Regions from separate parts of the Mus musculus genome. Here all the other regions are linked to region 2. A link is a contact called in ENCODE Hi-C or POLR2A ChIA-PET data. All regions are on one chromosome and are shown on one strand. The core of a region is the stretch at or near the end of the contact, and the rest is flanking DNA. Distances in the headings are between cores, read along the strand shown.

What was found. Hi-C counts contacts between places; a loop is a spot of excess contacts on that map. ChIA-PET counts read pairs that join two places held with the same protein, here RNA polymerase II (POLR2A).
Region 1: POLR2A ChIA-PET joins it to region 2 with 10 read pairs in embryonic stem cell. The contact joins the promoter of Cln5 here to the promoter of Kctd12 in region 2. POLR2A ChIA-PET finds 5 or more read pairs at or near these places in 2 of 5 experiments (Patski and embryonic stem cell).
Region 3: a loop to region 2 is called in a map of heart, with 13 times the contacts of the local background. The contact joins the promoter of Fbxl3 here to the promoter of Kctd12 in region 2. A Hi-C loop is called at or near these places in 1 of 37 maps with a recorded cell type or tissue (heart). POLR2A ChIA-PET finds 5 or more read pairs at or near these places in 2 of 5 experiments (both embryonic stem cell).

Annotation. Positions count from the first base shown.
Region 1 is chr14:103,068,880-103,071,579 of GRCm38, forward strand. It overlaps Cln5 (ceroid-lipofuscinosis, neuronal 5), which reads left to right and starts at 1,337. Exons shown (of 4, transcript NM_001033242.1): 1 at 1,337-1,588. The coding sequence starts at 1,467.
Region 2 is chr14:102,981,296-102,983,995 of GRCm38, forward strand. It overlaps Kctd12 (potassium channel tetramerisation domain containing 12), which reads right to left and starts at 1,342. Exons shown (of 1, transcript NM_177715.4): 1 at 1-1,342. The coding sequence starts at 1,145. The coding sequence ends at 162. It overlaps Mir5130 (microRNA 5130), which reads right to left and starts at 1,337; the gene lies at 1,254-1,337.
Region 3 is chr14:103,098,226-103,100,925 of GRCm38, forward strand. Fbxl3 (F-box and leucine-rich repeat protein 3) reads right to left here and starts at 1,307. Exons shown (of 5, transcript NM_015822.3): 1 at 937-1,307.

The DNA of each region.
Region 1 (2,700 bases), core at 87-2,586, 88 kb after region 2:
GGCAAGAAAAACTGTTAAGAAAAATCTGAAATTAGAGGCTACAATACAGTTGATGTATTTGTTTAGGGCAGTTAAGCACCTATAAAGCAGGTGAGTATATCTAAGGCCTACAAACCTAGTTAAAATATCATTACTCTTTCATTAAAATGTGGTTAGAAAATTGGTGTGTCCGAAGCAAAAAAGCATGTCGTGTTTGACAGAACCTTTAGCAACCTGGAAACCCTTCTCAGAATAGTGATTTATTTAGTTCACAGAGTTATAAATAAGAAAGCAAAGATGAGCTTGAACTTAACACGTTTGCCTGGCTAGTTATCATCCTGAAGTCAAAAAGAGAAAGCCAGCCATCACCTGCTAGGACACGTTAAAGTATCATGATGACACCCTGTTTTTTTCATTCCCTGAGAAACTTTGTCTCCTAAAATTTACAGACTTAATTTTTTTTTTTTTCCTTTTGGAAAATACATCAGCAAGGACGAAACAGCTAGAACCTTTGGCAGAGGAATCTCTGAGAATATCAGCCTCACACTACAACCCAGATAGGTCCAAAACTTTTGATAAAGGGTTTCTGGATCTGACATTTCTATCTCTTCTTGAGCTTCAGAGTTGGCAAGCAAAAAGGATCCCGTGTTCGCTTTGTAGTTCAGACCTCATGCAGCTCCTATGTGCATACACATAGTGGGTTTGCTAGGAGATCTCCAAAATACTGCCTGTTCCAGTCTCATCTCCAGCGTACGTGAGTGATCTTGGTTGCCATCACTCAGTGCAGTGGCCTGAACAGCCTGATTCCGTATGGCGTGATGCTCTTAGCAATCTTACACTTACTGGACAAAGGAGGACCGGAGGATAAATGGATTAAACCTAGCTCTATTGGTCGGTCTTAAGCTTTGAAGAGTCACGGATAATACTAAGTGTGGCAGAGGACAGAACCGGAGCAGAGCAGTCCAAGTCTGGTGATGCCGATGGCAGCACGGAAAGCATATTGTCATTGCTGATCTTTGCAACATTCTCAGAGAGGCCAGGAGAGGGCAATCATTTCCTGTAATGTCCTCATTTTTTAATTCCGCTGAGCACCCAGTGTCTCCAAGCAGAAGATTTGTGTTGGAGACTGGCCTGGGCCATGTGGGTCAAGAAAGTTCATAAGTGTTTTATTGTTGTTACGGTTTGGCTGGTGATGGCTGCGGGGAGGGCAGAAAGCACCTTTGCGCTAGAGGCATAGCACACATCCACCAGGCTGGAGTGAGTTTTGCAGTACCAGTCTCACCCTTCCGGGAGGACAGGGCTTTTTAGCGTCCAGCGCACGCGCGCTGGAACAGAGGCGCCCCGCCCCGGCCGGGACAGGGGAGGCGTCACGCGCCCGGAGGTCACACGGCCAAGCCGGCGCTGGTGCTTGGCTGGCTCCTCGCGGCGGCGCGCACGCAAGGCCGACGCCGGGGCCCCGGAGCCTCCGGGATCTCAGGGAGCCGCGGATGCTGCGCGGGGGGCCATGTGGAGCGCACTGGCGCCCGGCGCTCGCGCTGGCGCTGCTCGGGCTGGCGACGATTCTGGGCGCGTCCCCGACGTCTGGGCAACGCTGGCCGGTGCCCTACAAGTGAGTGAGACGGAGCGGGGCGGGGAGGGGACTTGGAGAGGGCGGATCCGATACCTTAGCGCGCCCGGGGACGCAGGGCACAGGGCGGGCGACACTAAGAGCATAGTTCCTAAATAGTTGGCAACTCGGGGATCCTCACCGGTTCTGGGCAGTTCAGAGTCCTGGGAGGAATGGAGAGTGACATCACTGCACGGAGTGACTTTTAGGTGCTACTGACTTGGAGAGCAGGTTAAAATGTTTTAAACACTGCAATTATTTCATGCCTTATCGTTAGCTGCCATTGCATAACATTTGGGGAGAATTTACAGGGAGCCTGCTTGCTCCCCTGTGTCCTTACTGAGCTAAATGGGGAATTTAGCTGACTGACCCGGGGAATTTCCTCCCTAGGCTAGTCAGGATCACCTTGTTGGTCCACTTCAACCTGGAGGGTAGGTAGGGCTCCGGACCTGAGGAGGTGATCGCAGTCTTTGACTTAGCTAAGTTTTGACAGCCTGTGGGGAATTGCGAAACAAGAAGCGCTCGGTCTTCGGGGTTGCGGGGGACAGGGGTGGGTGGAGTGGTGGCTGGCGTGGGCATAGTGAAGTGGAAAGAGATGCAGCTTTTGAAAGCATATGTTTTGCATAACAGAATGAGGGGCGGGGGGGTTCATGGCATGATGCATGTTCCTCTAAGGAGTTCTTAGTTCTGAAGGCTGCAGACCAAATCTGGTCCCATTTGCTCATCCTCTGTGCGGTCTTAGGGAATTTAACTCAGAATCTTCATGCTCACATACCCTGGACAGAAAACAGGAAATGATAGTAGCCCTCGCATTTCTGGTGAAAACCAGCAGTTGCCAAACTTAAATATTCATGTGTTCTGTTCATGAATTGGTTCTTCTAAATATATATGAGAGAAAAAAAAGTTTAGGGTTGAGGTTGGTTTTCATGAAAATATTCACAAGAAAAAAAAAACCTTAAATACCCAATAAAACAAGAAAGAGATTGTAAATCTCAAAGTATTTTATCTAATACCAGGAGACGGAGGCTGACTGGTCTTTTGACTCTAAAGAAGCCCCGATTGACATTCCCACCTGACAACTGGTATATAGCTGTAAGTTAGATCAGGTTTTGTCC
Region 2 (2,700 bases), core at 92-2,591:
CAAGTGGGGTGCAGACGGGTCTGGGTGACCTACTAGGAGATCTGGGGGTGGGGGCAGAAGGAATCGGGAAACAGGGAGGAAGCGAGGGCATCTATAATCCTGTCCCCCGAGGGGAGGAAGGGAAGTGGGCACCGGAGTGGCGAGGGGCGGGCGTGGGGAGCTCACTCCCTGCAGAAGACGTACTCGGTGTAGCTGGTCCAGATCTTGTCCTCGCTCTGGTCGGTGCTGCTAGCAAAAGCGCAGGTGCCCGTGGAGCTGCACGCCACCATGTGGAAGCCCGACTCGGACAGCTTATCGAAGGCCTGCTCTAGGAAGTTGAACTTGAGGTAATAGCGGGAGGTGTAGCGCTCCGGGGGCCGGTCGGGGTCCCGGCTCTCATTCAGGGTGTCCCCAAACACCTCCTTGGCCAGCGACGTCTTGCCGCACACGGTGATGCGCGCCACCCGCCGGAACTTGGCGTCCGCCTGAGCGTCGCGCCCGATGGTGTAGGAGCCGCGGTAGCCGATGGTGATGTAGCCGGAGCGCCGGCTGCCGTCCAAAGACTGGGACGGCGTGAGCAGGGGCCCCGCCGCGCCCCCGGACGGGCTGCGGCTAGCCAGCTCCAGCGTGGGCGAAGGCGCCCCGGCCGAGGCGCCCTCCTGCGGCTCGGGCTCTGCGTAGCCCAGCGGCAGCAGCTCATCGCCCAGAGAGCCCTCCTTGTGCACCCCGCGGCGCGAGTGCGGCGGCGGTGGCCCCGGACCGGGTTGCTGGGGCGCCCCGAGGCGACGCACGAGCTCCGGCAGCTCGAAGTACTCGGCCTCGCGCTGCAGCCGGCTGCGCTCCGGGAAGTAGTCGGGCAGCACGAGCTGCAAGTCCCGCAGGTAATCCAGGATGTAGCGGAAGAGGAAGCCGTCCCGGTCCAGAAAGAAGCGGCCTTTGCTGTCCCGGGCCAGCTCCTGCGGCTGCTGCTGCGTGAACATACGCCAGAGCAGCGAGTCGGGCACGGACACCACGGTGCAGCGCCGGGTCACATACACCTGCCCTCCCACGTTCAGCTCTACGATGTCCGGGAAGAGCGGCGGCTCCGCCGAGGACGACGACGAGCCGCTGCCACCTCCGCCTCCGCCCCCGTTGGGTAATCCTCGGGTGCTGTCCGCCAGAGCCATGGCCAAAAAGAGGTGGCCCGGATGGGCCAAGTGGCAGGGAGCGGGGTCGCGATCGGAAGCCCCAGCGGCTCTTATCGGGGAGCCCTGCGCTCAGGCGGCGGCCGGCCACTGAGAGCCGCGCGGTGCGAGCGCGCAGCAGTGCGCCCACGAGAGCCCCGGTGCGCTGCGCCTGCCTCGCCCGCGCGCTCCAGGCGAGTGGCGGGTCGCGGCCCGCGCGCCGCTTAAGTAGAGCCGCCCGCTTGGGCGGCGCGGCGCGCAGGAGGCGGTGGGCGGCTGCGGAGCCGCTGAGCTCGCTCCCGGGGCGGGGAGGGCTGGGGCGGGGTGGGGGTGGGGGAGGAGCGGGGAATGCATTTGCATGCTAAACGCTGACGCGGCTCGGGGCTGCAGGCTCCACCCTGACCCGCGCGCTCCGGGGGACGACCGGACTGTCACCGCCCGTCCGCCCACCCGCTCCGGGCCCAGCTCCTCTTCCTCTTCCGCAGTGGGTCAGAGCCTCCAGGCGCTTCTCCAGGAGGCTGATCACTAAAGCGATCCTCTTGTGTTCCCACCTCCCCTCCCGCCGCCCTTCTCGGCTGACCGCAGCCGGCACCCGGGGACTCCAGAAGGGGTTGGAAACTTTCTGGCAGAGTGGAAAAGCTTGATTGCCTGCGGCTAGCGCCCTCTAGACCTACCCGCTTCTAACAGTGCAGAGCGCTGCTGTTGGAGATCCATCCCCGGGTCTCTGGAAGTTCTGAAGAGACACTAACTTGGAAAGGATGCACCGGTCCCTTCAAGTCCAGACCACCCAAAGGTTTTTCACGTGACTATGTGACTAGCGTATAGCCTCGAAAAATCCCTAGAAACCACAAGCGAATGCTTCGCGAAAATGCTCTGTTAGATTATTTTGCGAGAGCATAAAGTCTTTGGTTAGGAAACCACAACACAGTACTGCAGTGAGCAGAAATGACTAGGAGAGGAAGTTGGGTGGACACAAAGGGGGGGGGAGGGGCTTACACTGCGTGGGCAAGAAAAGCTAATAAGCGCCTCCAATAGTGGGACGTGAGGCCTCCGGTTGCTTTCAGCCATCTGTAAATCGCACCAGAAAATTCCAATCTAATATTTTCTTTTATTCGTATTATTAGTATTTAATGATTTTACTAGTATTTCATTATTTTACTAAAATTCCGCTGATGTTTTATTTGTTCCTTGAAATGTTAATGCACGTATAGAAAATAATTTACTTTTAGCCCATGCATAACTGTTCTAAAGGTCCAGTAACCCGTGTTCTCCTCCTCCCTCCATCGTTCTCTTCTGTACTTTACAAGACCGTCCACCAGAGAAGAAAGGCTGTGTAGGTCTGAAGGCCCTTCAGATTTAGCCATGCTCTCTATGGACTCCTACTTGTTCAGCGTTTGGAGTCATGCACAAATTTCAGCCCACAGAATTCTGCCACTGCCGGGAAACCTTCCATGGTCTCCCAGGGGAATGAGACAGGTTGCTCTTCAAATTCCCATCTTTGCACTTGGCACGTTCTGAAATCTCAAATTTGTGGTCTGTTATCTGATCGTTGGTTTTT
Region 3 (2,700 bases), core at 57-2,556, 120 kb after region 2:
AGCTAGTGTTTACATCAAGTGTCCAAGATGCAACTAATGAGGGACACCCAGTAACTTGAGCATCACCAAGAATTAGTGAGCTAATCAAACATTTCCTTAAACTGAAACCAAGAGCCAAACTTCCCTTACTGTCTTTAAACATTTACATATTCTGGACATGCAAAAAATATTTTTTAAAAAATTTGTACTTTAGGTTTAAAAGTCCCGTTCTGGCATTACATTTGCATATGCCCTTTTGTTTTGTTTTTCATAGAAGGAAACCTAACACACATTCTTTGGCTGAAATACAAGAATGGAACAATACGAAAAAGATTAACTCTCAGAATGGTGAGAGCACAGTGGATATAGATGAACTGGGACTGGACACACAGACAAGACACAACCGGGAGCCGGCACACAGGTAACACGGGGCGGGTTACAGACATTTTAACATCTACAGGGACATTTTTTTTTTAAATTCGCCTTTTGGTGTAAGCAAAAGATACAAACATCTGGGCAAGTGGGATAGGCACCATTACCAACAAAACCGCCGCCCGCTCTCACCTCGCACGCGGCTCGGCGATGCCCTGCCCGGGCGGCTTCCGGGTGGTGGTCTGCAGCACGCGACCCGGGCGGCTGCCCCTAAGTTCACCAAGTTTTCCACCGTGCGCCTCCCCGGCCCGGCTTCCGCACACACTGACCGCCCAGGCCCCCGGGCTTTCCAGCCGCCTGCACCCGCGCCGCCCAGGGCGAGCCCGGAGGAGCCCGTCCTCCTCGCTGCCCCGCCACGCGCGGCCACCGAGCGCGCGCCGCGCCGGCCACGCCTTGTTGACAGACACCGAGGCCCGGGCGCGGCGGGGCGGGGCGTTGTTCCCGTCGCGCCCCGCGCGCGCCCCCGGCCGCCGCCGCCGACCTCCCCGCCCGACTCCGGGCTGCGGCCCCGAACCTCCGCCGTACCTGCTGCCGGGGGCGGCTTCCCCCACACAGCACCCCGGGCCGCGCGGACGACGGCGGCAGCGGCGGCGGCGGCTCCCGCGCCTCTCACATGAGGCCTCCCGGGGCCCCGTCTCCGAGCTCCCGCCGTCGCGGCCCCCCGCGCTCCGCCCGCATCCGAGACGCTGGTCCCGCGGCGGGCGCCGACGCGGCTCCACCTTTGCGGCTCCGGCTGCCCCGGTGTGTGGGGAGGAGAGCGTCGCGTCCCTTCTCTGTCCCGCGCGGTCTGTGTCCTTCGCCCCGGCACCTCCTCGTCGCCCGCCCGAGACGCCCTAGGCGAGCAGCGATCGACAGCAGCGAGCCCGAAGCTTCGGCCCAGTTAGGGAATCCAAAATGGCGCCCGCAGTTCGCGGCCGCGCGCTTGCCCCTGCGCGTCCCCGCCCGAGGGGGCGGGCGCGCGGCCGAAGGGGCTGGCCGGGCGCGCGCACCGAGGCGGCTCCAGCCTCCCGGGCTGTCCCTGGCCAAGTTTGTTTAGGGGCGGAATGTGGGCGGGTTGGTGTTCGCCAGACGTGGCTGGCCTTTCCCAGGGTTAAAACCGGAAAGTTTAGGGCGGGGGAGCCGACGCCAAAGGCGGAGGGAGTGTCTGCAGGGCGGGACGCACCCCTACCGGACGTAAACATCACCTGACAGCGACCCACCTCCGCGAGGAGGGCGCGGCCAAGGGAGCCTCTGAGGTTGCTGTCTGTACCTAGAAAAAGAATAAATAAATCAACGTGGTGGACGTTGCGATCACTACGGGTTTCTTAAGACAATATTTGCATTTCCATTTTTCCAAGGCTTTTTTTTAATGAGTCATAACTTTTTCAAAATCACATTTACTTATGAAACAGAACCCCCAAGTCTGAGATTTCTTTTCAGAAACACGTAAAGTGTGAAGAAGCAGATGGCTAATTAAAAAAAGACAACCCCCACTCCTCGCTCCCGGGTGGTGGAGCGTTTTGTAAGTCAAGGAGTCTTTTAAATGCTATCAAATATTTGACTTTTTTTTTTTTAAGTTTGGACTTGGAGATACTGAGTTTTTCCTAAAATAAGAAAAGTCCCCAGAAAATCTTAAGGTTAGCTGTATACCATGCCTTCTGCTTTTTCTGTGTTATTTCTCCAAAGTAAAGATCTCTTCTCTCTCTTTCGTTTCCTACCCTCCTCAGTTTTCTTTATACTGATTTTCATTTTGTAGATCAGGCTGGCTTGGAACTCTGAGATCCACCAACCTCAGCCTGCTCAATGCTGAGATTGAAGAAATGTGCCACCACACGGAACAAAAACATGCTGAACTTTAAAATGCTTTTATGTACTTGTTTTTAATTTACTATTAATTTTATAAGCTTTTCGTTTTGTTGTAGGTGTGAGTGTGCGCGTGTGCGCGCGGCGCGCGCATTTGAGTGCAGTGCCCGTGGTGTCTGGAGTGGATGTTGGATTCCTTGGAGCTGGAGTTATTTACAGGCAGATGTGAGCCACTCATCCTGAGCGCTGGGAACTGAACTCAGATCAGCTGGAAGAACAGCAAGCACTCTTAACTGCTAAGCTGTCTCTCTAGCCCAGAGTAAATTATTATATTTTTTAAAAGATGAAGTCATGAGAACAGGTTCTGTCACACACTTAAGACCGTCACCATATAATGTACATTTAAACAAACTAGAAGAAAGGAGTTTTAATCTTTTTAACCAGAAAAAAATATGTCTGAGGAGTTAGAATGACTAACCCGATTTAAACATTAGACGTTGTGTATAT